2 separate regions of the Homo sapiens genome follow, and region 2 is linked to region 1. The links are chromatin loops, found by intact Hi-C in ENCODE. Cell type or tissue: mucosa of descending colon. All regions are shown on one strand. Links, peaks and the distances in the headings refer to the core of each region. The heading gives the core; the rest is flanking DNA. Region 1 overlaps RAB31 (RAB31, member RAS oncogene family). Region 2 overlaps VAPA (VAMP associated protein A).

Region 1 (5,385 bases), core at 181-5,180:
ACCTGACTTCAAACTATACTACAAGTCTACAGTAACCAAAACAGCATGGTACTGGTATGAAAACAGATATATAGACCAATGGAACAGAACAGAGGCCCCAGAAATAATGCCATACATCTACAAACATCTGATCTTTGAAAAACCTTTGAAAAACAAGCAATGGGGAAAGGATTCCCTATTTAATAAATGGTGTTGGGAAAACTGGCTAGCCATATCCAGAAAACTGAAACTGGACCCCTTCCTTACACCTTATACAAAAGTTAACTCAAGATGGATTAAAGATTTAAACCTAAGACCTAAAACCCCAAAACCCTAGAAGAAACCTAGGCAATACCATTCAGGACATAGGCATGGGCAAAGACTTCATGACTAAAATACCAAAAGCGATGGCAACAAAAGCCAAAGTTGACAAATGAGAGCTAATTAAACTAAAGAGCTTCTGCACAGCAAAAGAAACTATCATCAGAGTGAACAGGCAACTTACAGAATGGGAGAAAAATTTTGCAATCTATCCATCTGACAAAGGGCTAATATCCAGAATCTACAAAGAACTTAAACAAACGTACAAGAAAAAAAAACCCCATCAAAAAGTGGGCAAAGGATATGAACAGACACTTCTCAAAAAAAGACATTTTTGTGGCCAAAAAACATATGGAAAAAAGTTCATTGTCACTGGTCATTAGAGAAATGCAAATCAAAACCACAATGAAATGCCATCTCACACCAGTTAGAATGGTGATCATTAAAAAGTCAGGAAACAACAGATGCTGAAGAGGATGTGGAGAAATAGGAATGCTTTTACACTGTTGGTGGGAGTGTAAGTTCAAACATTGTGGAAGACAGTGTGGCAATTCCTCAAGGATCTAGAGCCAGAAATACCATTTGATCCAGCAATCCCATGACTGGTTATATACACAAAGGATTATAAATCATTCTACTATAAAGACACATGCACACGTATGTTTATTGCAGCACTGTTCACAATAGCAAAGACTTGCCCATCAATGATAGACTTGATAAAGAAAATGTGGCACATGTACATCATGGAATACTATGAAGCCATAAAAAAGGATGAGTTCATGTCCTTTGCAGGGACACGGATGAAGCTGGAAACCATCATTCTCAGCAAACTAACACAGGAACAGAAAACCAAACACTGTATGTTCTCACTCATAAATGGGAGTTGAACAATGAGAACACATGGACACATGGAGGGGAGCATCACACACTGGGGCCTGTCAGGGGGCAGGGGGCTAGGGGAGGGATAGCATTAGGAGAAATACCTAATGTAGATGACGGATTGATGGGTGCAGCAAACCACCATGGCACGTGTATTCCTATGTAACAAATCTGCACGTTCTGCACATGTGTCCCAGAACTTAAAGTGTAATAATAATAATAAAAATAATAATTTTAAAAAAGAATGATACCTCCCAGGCAAATAGATCGCGACTACTTAATCCTGCTCTCATGGCAGACATCAGTAATCAATTCAAGACACATTATCTTATTGAACGTGAAAAGGGCCTTAAAATCTTTTCGACCCAGCCCTGCAGGGAATAATTGTGACTCGATCAAAGTGGGCACTGAGAAGAAAAGGCTGTCCTCTCTGGTCTCTCTTCACGACATCCACCATACTCCTACTGACTCCTTTACTACAAACTCACTAAGCACTGCTCCGCAGACTTTCAGAAATCTTCAGGTGGTGAGGTGTTTGAGTAAACTGGTAAGGGATATACATTGCTGATAACATTATAAATCAACATGATTCTTATGGACAGGAAATAACACTAACAAGACCCATCAACTCAGGGATTCCATTCCTCAGAATGTAGTTAAATAAGAAAAAAAACTAAGCACAAAAATTATGGCATACATGATAGTCTTTCAAACCTTGAGTGCATTCTTCTCAGAATGTTCAGAAAGAGAGAGAATATGATTTGCCTATAATGTACACTACAAAACTGACTCTGTGCATGACATCCCATTGGGGATCACTGATAATTCCAGCATCTCCTTCTGGTCTTGGAATCAGAGATAATCTGTATGAGAAGGATTTTTGCATTTATTTTTTGTATTCAGTCATCCATTTAGTTGAATGTTTAGACTTTAAGGCTTACATACTTCTTTTTGTTTGTTTTGGTTTGGGGTTTTGTTTGTTTGTTTTGAGACAAGATCTCACTCTGTCACCCAGGCTGGATTACAGTGGCACAACATCGGCTCACTGCAACCTACTCCTTCCAGGCTCAAGAAATCCTCCTGTCTCACCCTCCCAAGTAGCTAAGACTACAGGTGCACACCACCATGCTAGGCTAATTTTTTATTTTTATTTTGGTAGAGATGAGGTCTCACTATATTGCCCAGGCTGGTCTCAAACTCCTGGCCTCAAGCGATCCCCACCTCAGCCTCCCAAAGTGCTGAGATTACCGGTGTGAGCCATGCGCCCAGCCACATGCTTCTAAAACGTCTTCAGCATCTTCAGCATTGACAAGGAGTTAAGTTAGGGAATTCAGGAGGCCTGTACAGGGCAGCAGACCTTGTGGGCATAAAGAAATAACATAAAGAGAGAAACAGGCAGAAGTCTGCATGGTTAACAGTTTGGACTGTTCTGACTCCAAAGGTGACCAAAAGAAGTAAAGGTCCCATCAGGCACCTGGGACACCAGCATACACACCCCACCCGCCCGCCTCAGCCCACCCCGCCTGCCAGGCAGGTCCTTGTGTGGAGATGCCTGCAAGCGAAGGCAGTGCATAGTAATGAGGGCAGTGCCACGCTTGCCTGGCTCACCCACTCCGGGGGCAGATGGAGCTCGCAGATGCAGAGATGAGGTCACGCAGGAAGGCGCCTCCACATCTTGGAGCAGGAGGGTGCCTCAGCCCTGTCTGGAAAGAGTGAGAGCCCAGCTCCCGGGCCCTGGCCTTAGCAATCCAGGCCAGGGTTACTGGATGGCTACTCCTCCCCTTTCTACAGCCCCAAAACCAGGGTCAACTCAGAGCAGAAGACAAACGGGCTCAGGAAGCTCAATCCAGGAAGCACTGCACCTTCCCTTTTCGATTTCAAAGAAACCCCACAGAAATATGGCACAAATTCCATATTAACCCACAAAGCACTTTTTTGAAGCTTTGCCTAAGGGGAAGAGAATATACTCCTCCCACCCACTCTCCCCCACCCCCTACACCCGGCCCCCTACACTAGGTTTGTTACAAAGCAATCAACAGAAAACCCCAATCCTATATACCCAACAAGAGTCTCGGGTCCCCAAAGTGAAGTATTCTATCAGTTGGCTGGACCAAAGACTGGAGGTTAAAACAACGAACATCACTCCTCAAACTACCAGTGAACTCCCGGGAGAGCTCCAGTTCCTTCCTCACTTGAGTCTGTGTCTAGGCCTCCCTTTGTGTCAAAGAGATCGGAAGTACTTTGCACCTGGATCCCATTCCAGGGCTTATCAGATTACAGACTTACTGGGCCTGTTTGCTCTGGGCCCTAAATACTATGTTGGTGGTATGAAATAATTCCTCTGTACCTCAAGCACTTTTCACCAGAGGGACAATTATGCACTGAAGAGAAAAAGGTCTGATTTTTACACAGTAACCACTACCAAAAATAAGGTGCCATAAAAGCAGAAAACATTATCAAACTCAAGTCCATCCTGTGCTGTTGTTATTACCACCCATTCTATAAGATTCCTTTTGGGGTAGAGAGAGCAGATCTCACTCAAGCAGAGTAAATCTCAGTCTTCACACTCTGTTCTAGGAAAAACTGAGCTAGCAATGCAAGAAAATGCAACTCCAGGCCTGTTACTGTAGTGAGAAAACCATAACACAAAATTATTTGTGGAAAACACAGTATCAATAAAAAGCTCTGGGCAGCCGGGTGTGGTGGCTCGCACCTGTAATTCCCAGCACTTTGGGAGACCAAGGGGGTCAGATCATTTGAGGCCAGGAGTTCAAGACCAGCCTGGCCAACATGGCAAAACCCTGTCTCTACTAAAAATACAAAAATCAGACAGGCGTGGTGGCGAGAGCCTGTAATTCCAGCTACATGGGAGGCTGAGGCAAGAGAATTGCTTGAGCCCAGGAGGCGTAGGTTGCCGTGAGCCAAGATCGGCATTGCACTCCAGCCTGGGTAATGGAGCGAGACTCTGTCTCCAAAAAAAAAAGAAAGAAAGAAAGAAAGAAAAAGGTGGGTTCTGCACTGGGTCTGAGTCACTAGACTTCATTTTATCTATCTACCTCATGAGGGAAAATATTCCTTACAGAAGTAAATTTAAACTAATACATGGCATAAGTGAACTCAAGCATTTAGATTAATGCCCCGTGGACATTAATGAGCATAGCTTGGAAATGTCCACAGTTCCCTCCATGAAAGAATCAGAAGCCCACATACAGAGAATAAGGTGCCACATTTAAGATACAAAAAAATGGCCAGGAGAGATGTAAAACATCCTACCAGAGAATACGAAAAAATAAGCGGAAAGGAAGGGCATGGAAGCCACAAAAACAAGATGATTCGATGGTGCAAATGGGAGCCCGTGTACCCATGTTCACACACTTATCTCACTTGGTCCTCACAGCAGCCCTTTGTCAAGGGGAGGAGAGATGGCTTCATCCTCAATTCCCGCATAAGGAAAACATGGATTCTCCCAGTGGGCCTGTAACTAGTAAGGGCAGAGTCAAGACTCAGATTTCCCATTCCCCATATCCAGTGCACTGTTCACCAGCCAAACCATCTCTCCAGGAGGCACGCACAAATGCATGCACGAATTCATCCACTGATTCACCGTACGTGCAGTCAGCAGTATGCAAGGACAGGGGATAAAAAGATTATGTCCTGATTCCTGCAGTGAGGACACTTACAAATGAGACTTAAACTTTACAAAGGAATCAAAGGCAGGAGGTTAGGGTGACAGTGACCGAACTAATTGTACAGGCAATCCCCACTCCATCAACTGGATTGCTGATGGCTGAGTTCCAAGTGAGCATTTGTTGGCTACGCATGTGAAACTAAAATATGCGTTTTTCCATTGAACTGATGCTGTAAATAAAGAATGATTATTTCCTAAGCTTGCTGCTGAGCTACAGCACTCTACAGTGGACACCCACATTCACTGACAACATTGTTTCCATAGGAAAACTTACTCTAATTTCATATCAGATTTCAACCAGTGTGACCCCAACTCCAGGCCTTTAGTAGAAGCAGAAGCTCCAGGACTGTAAGAGCTTTGGTGAACAAAAGGCCTAGTGGATTTGGACTCTCATAAAACTGCCATCAGTGTAAATCTTCCACAGGAGCAAAGATGAGCAAAATAATAATATTGATGATGAGAAAAGCTGACATTTACTAACAATATAAAAAGTTCTAGGCACCAAGCTAAGCACTTCC
Region 2 (5,385 bases), core at 249-5,248, 160 kb before region 1:
GCTGTATTTACTTTGCAGCATATCTATCTGCCCTGTCCAGACATCCACTTAATTTTTGATGCACATCAAACTAAGCTGAAGACACCAATATAGTCACTCCTGAACATCTCAGTATGCATATCAACTTTAGTATTTGTTTTCTGTTAAGAGAATAAAATTTTAATATGGGATAAGCAGTAGTATATCACACAGAGCATTTCAGAAAACAGAAAACACTTCTAAAATGTAACTTAAGAATAAACAGACAATGCACATGAACATTAATTTATGAACTCTGTGACCCCCATTTAGGCTAGTTACTCAGAGGTGTGTTTAGGAGACAATTCTCCATGGGCCTCTAGCATTTCTGCACATCTTGCAAGAAGTAGTCCTGGGGGTTTTTACCCAGGCTATCTTTTCAAGAATGTATTAAATAGTGAACTGTCTTAGAAGACAACACCTCCCTTCTGAGGAGAGGGGCAGGTTTGTTCACTGACCAATATAATCAAGATAAGGTCTTCTACTGGAACAAAGGTCAGGTAGGTTTCTGTGCAGCCCACTATGAAAGATTCCGGTTCTCTAAGCTCAGGGTTTCTAGTTATGATGCAAACTCACTATGTGAGTAGCATCTACCCGAACACCTCTGTCACCTCCATGGAACTTGAGGAGGGCAAGGAAAACAACACAAATATAAAGCCCATTCCACTTGCAGTGCCATGAACAATGATGTCCACTGTCTAACTCAGGAAATCTCATGTCTTCTACCAACATCTACAAAACTGCAGCAGGCTAAATTTTCAGTCCCTTCACAGTTCTTGACAAGGTCTTTGTAAATTCTTAGCTATGCAGTGCAGACTAATGAGGAAGGCTGGGTGCTCTGCTCAAATACACAAACAATGTAGCCACAGCAATGCAGGTGATGACTACCTTCAATGTTTCTAACAGGTTTTAGCTAATTAAGTTGTATCACTGATTAAACTGTTTCCCAGTTACACAAGGGTTATGCTGCTGAGTATCTGTGGCATCATGTTAAGGTAATCATATATACAAAACATATATTAATACTATATAGTACACAGAATATCTACTAACGGAACAGCTAGCGTTTATTGGGCACTCATGTATCAATAACTTTGTATGAACTATGTTATTTAACCCTCACAAGTCCATGAAGTAGATACTTTCATTACATTTTAATATACCAAGTTTACAAATGATTCAACTTAGAAGGTAAACAGTAGTCCAAGGTCATATAACTCAAAGCAATGAAAGTGGGAAGTCAAACCAGGTCTGACTCTAGGGCCTGAACTCTCATAAATTTTGTACGTATAACCAAACGGTATTTATTTTCTAATTCATAAGTATTCCAGGTAGACTTCTGCCACAATAAAGCATGAAAGTGCAGTCAAATTAGCAATATATGAAAAAGATTTTTAAATTGATATTGTATTTCTCTTGGTCACACAGGTCAACACTGAACACTTCCTGAAATAAGTATCAAGCACTCAAAAAATATTTTACATTTTTACATCCAAGAAAGCCCTAAAACATTCTTATTACAAATTTTTTAAATGATGTCACTTGAATTTACCCTTACTGTATGTTTTTTTCAAACACATTTAAATATCAGACTTGATGTAAGCTCCATGAATAGGTCTTTGTTTCGTTAGCTGCTGTATCCCCAGCAACTAACACAATGCCTGGTGTAGTAGGTACTGAAGAAATATTTTTGTATAAATATTTTTGTACAAATAGAGTAATACTTTCTGGGAAAAAAAATGAGTCTTAGTTCTATTTTTAAAAACTTAGTCATTGAAGCACTAAAACATATCTCTTCATAAGATTTCACTAACATCATAAAAGTATGGATCCTGAGATTAATGGAAAAGCAAGACTGCACTATTTTATTTAAGCCTCTAAGGGCTTTAATTACTGAAATTGCCTCACTGTCCATATTATACAATCATATTATACAATTATACAAACATATTATACAATCATATTATACAATCAGTTTATCCATACTATACAATCAACAGTTTCAGAATGTATCATGAAAACTCTCCAAAATCCACTTAATATGGTCATGTAATCATTTTTTATAAACCAGTATTCCCATTCTGGGAGCCTAAAATTACAGTATGAAAAAGTTACCAACCGGAAGGGACCATGTCTTTTACTTCTTTTACACCATTTTCATACAGTGTAGTATTGTTCTGGTCGTATAAATACTCATCCATCACCTTTACATAAACACGTACCTAAATAAAAAATGAAAACACTTCTTTCCATTCTTTTGGCAGCCTTCTGGGGCAAGGGAGATGCTCATTTTTGTTACTGATGTTATACTATGACTTTAAAAAAAAAAAAAGCATAATGTAGTATGTTCAATCTGAGGCTTAACAGCTAAAACCATTACCTAGCTGATGGACCTTGGGTAAATCACTTCCCCTCTCTATCCCAGTCTAACCTGCTTCATTTTAGAATTTGTAGGCAAAATGATCTCTAAGGCTTCTCTCATGTCATGTGACATTGTGATTAACTTTACTTACCACCTTAAAGAACGTCTTCTACCCGGTGGTAAAGATGGGAGATAATTCAATCTTAAACCCATCACAGCTTTATTGACATTTCATCTTAAAAAACTACCTTAAACGTTTTAGGAGTGCTTTTTAAGGTATTCTGATGCATACACTGCTCAGTCTGACCTAAACAATCCTGGTGACATAATCTTGAAAACAAGGCAGAGAAAATAAACAATAGTCTTAACACAGAAGTGGAACACTTTGATTTGCAACATTTCATACCAATTTTATGTCCCTCCACTCTAAACTTCCAAAGAACAATAAGATGTACACATACGTAAATTATTTGTAAAAGAACAATGTTAGTGTTCAAGAATGAACGTGAAATTAGTGCATGCTACTTACTAATAATTTAACATCTTGATTAAAATAGAAACGAGCGGTCCACATCTAAAGTTTAAGTTTTTGGATTCTAGACAGGTAGGATGTAAAGAAATAGAAAAGAAGGTACATTTTCAGAGAACCTGAAACAAACTTTTTTTTTTATTATTTAGATCTAAAGTTTTTGCTAGGGGAAAATATAACATGAAAAAATGATCACAATAATCTTAACTAAAAACATACAAAATACAAATATATAATTATACACAGCATAGCTATAAAAAGTTTATCAAAATGTTAACAGAGGTTATTTTGTGAGATTGAGTAATTTTTATTGGCTTTATAATATCTCCCATCCAAGTACTAACCAGACCCTGCTAGCTTCCGAGATCAGACGAGATGGGGCGCGTTCAGGGTGGTATGGCCATAGACAGCTTTATAATATCTATACTTTTTCCATTTTCTAATTTAGCACTGATTTTATATAACAAGGGACTTTTAAACATGTACCCATAGTAGCTTAATTTGCTTATAAATCCTCTTACTTGTAAAATCCTGGAAGAAAAAACTGAAAAAATTCAGAACCACAGATTTTTTGGGGATCTGTTGTTAGTGAGGTTTTTCTCAGTGGGAACAGTACTCAGAAAACAAGACCAAGAGATTCTGGCCCTACAGGCTTTAAAAAGTAAAATTTTTTCACAGGAAAAACTAAACAGGAAACACTGTATGATTTAAAGGCACCCTATGTCTTTAAAGTATGACAGTCACTCCATGTCATATTATTCAAGAATTAAAATTATATACATATTCATATACACTTCACACATATACACACATACATGAAACATACAGCTACAAAAGAGCTGTCAAAACATAGGCCCATGAGAAATTTGTCAAGTTATACTATAAACATACGTTTAAAAGTCCTCTCATAGCAACAATTCTTTTTTAATTAACATCCCTACTTTTTAACGGTAATTCAATCTAATCATTTCCTTAAAATGCTAAAAGTTTAAAAGTCCTCTCATAGCAACAATTCTTTTTTAATTAACATCCCTACTTTTTAACGGTAATTCAATCTAATCATTTCCTTAAAAAGCTAAAAGATACGTAACTAAACTTCTCACTCCTTTAAATCTGAATTTTCAGAACAGTATCAAACATTAGTGATAACTAGTTATAAAGAACATCCAAACACCAGAGAAAAGCAGCTAAGCATGCTATGGTATATTAATGATGCATAAGTCAGCAAAAATGATACGGAGGTTTCTTTTATAAGCATTGAAGACACTAGTTTAGACTTTTTATAAAGTGAAATATGTGTTACAGAATAACAATTACAAAGTGAAATATGTATAACAGATTACAGAATTTATTTTTTATAAAGTGAAATGTTAAAGAATAATGTGTTACAAATATGGCTTCAGAAAATATCAAATTCAATCTCATTTAAGCAAAGAATATTTTATTATTAAAAAAACCCATACTGAAGAGTTCATCATAAAGATGTAAGCAATTCAATGGCACAGGAAATGAAGTATAACTGGCATCACAGGAAGAGGCTGTATTCAAGAGAAACTAATTCCTGGGATCAAAAGACCTCTCTGCCTACGTTTCTCTGCCTTTTTTCTCTCAATTAGTTGCTTCTGCTTGCCACTGGTCCAAATTAGCCACTGTTTTGTCTCCCAGTCCATATGACCTTGAAGGTCTGAAACCTATAACCATCTATTTATAGTTGTGTTTCAAGGTGAGCCATCAAAATTTTGACTGGTCAGTCACCAGCATATATATTGGCTGGCCTTGAATCTAGATTATAAACAGCCTCTTCCTGTGAGACCAGGTATACCTGATTTCCTATGCCATTGAGATTGCTCATTAATAAACTCTTAAGTGTGATTTTGTTCTTTGTAATAGACTAAATATTAGAGGATATCAAAGAATTACTGTTAATGTTATTACGTGTTAACAGTATCATGATTATGCAAAGAAAATGTCCTTTTTTGGTTATAAATGCAAACTCAAGTATCTAGGGATGAAATGTTATGCTATCATTCAGGATTTGTTTTAAAAATACTGAGGCAGGCCAGGTATGGTAGCTCATGCCTGTAATTCCAGCACTTTGGGAGGCTGAGGCAGGAGGATCGCTTGAGGCCAGGAGTTCAAGATCTGGCTGGGCAAAATAGCAAGACTGTCTCTACAAAAAATAAAACATATAATAATTAGCTGGGCACAGTGGCATGCACCTGTAGTCCTAGTTACTCAGAAGGATCGCTTGGGCCCTGGAGTTCAAGGCTGCAGTGAGCTATAACAGCACCACTGCACTTCAGTCTGGTGTCAGAGTGAGACCGCTGCAAAAAAATACAAACATGGAGGCAAACAAAAATATATAAATAAACACGTATGATTATAGTAAAATGTCAATTATTAAATTTATATTTAAATTTAATTTACTAAATTAACGCATACTGAGGTTCATATTATAAGGTGCTCATGTTTGAAA

The links. Peaks named below come from ENCODE experiments on the same cell type or tissue, not always from the same donor. Only the 100,000 strongest peaks of a DNase experiment are listed, where the experiment ranks them.
Region 2: a loop joins it to region 1, with 3.0 times the contacts of the local background. A loop is called at or near these places in 4 of 110 quality-filtered maps.

The regions. Positions count from the first base shown.
Region 1 is chr18:9,763,739-9,769,123 of GRCh38, reverse strand. All of the region lies in intron 1 of RAB31 (RAB31, member RAS oncogene family), which reads right to left. Among named protein-coding and RNA genes, the nearest start is that of RAB31, 58 kb to the right of the region's middle. In mucosa of descending colon, for the core only: no CTCF peak of the experiment used is centred there; a DNase peak (open chromatin) is centred at 2,779.
Region 2 is chr18:9,921,851-9,927,235 of GRCh38, reverse strand. The region is part of intron 1 of VAPA (VAMP associated protein A); the gene reads right to left. It also overlaps the pseudogene RNA5SP450. Among named protein-coding and RNA genes, the nearest start is that of VAPA, 11 kb to the right of the region's middle. RefSeq lists a silencer at 430-724. In mucosa of descending colon, for the core only: no CTCF peak of the experiment used is centred there; no DNase peak of the experiment used is centred there.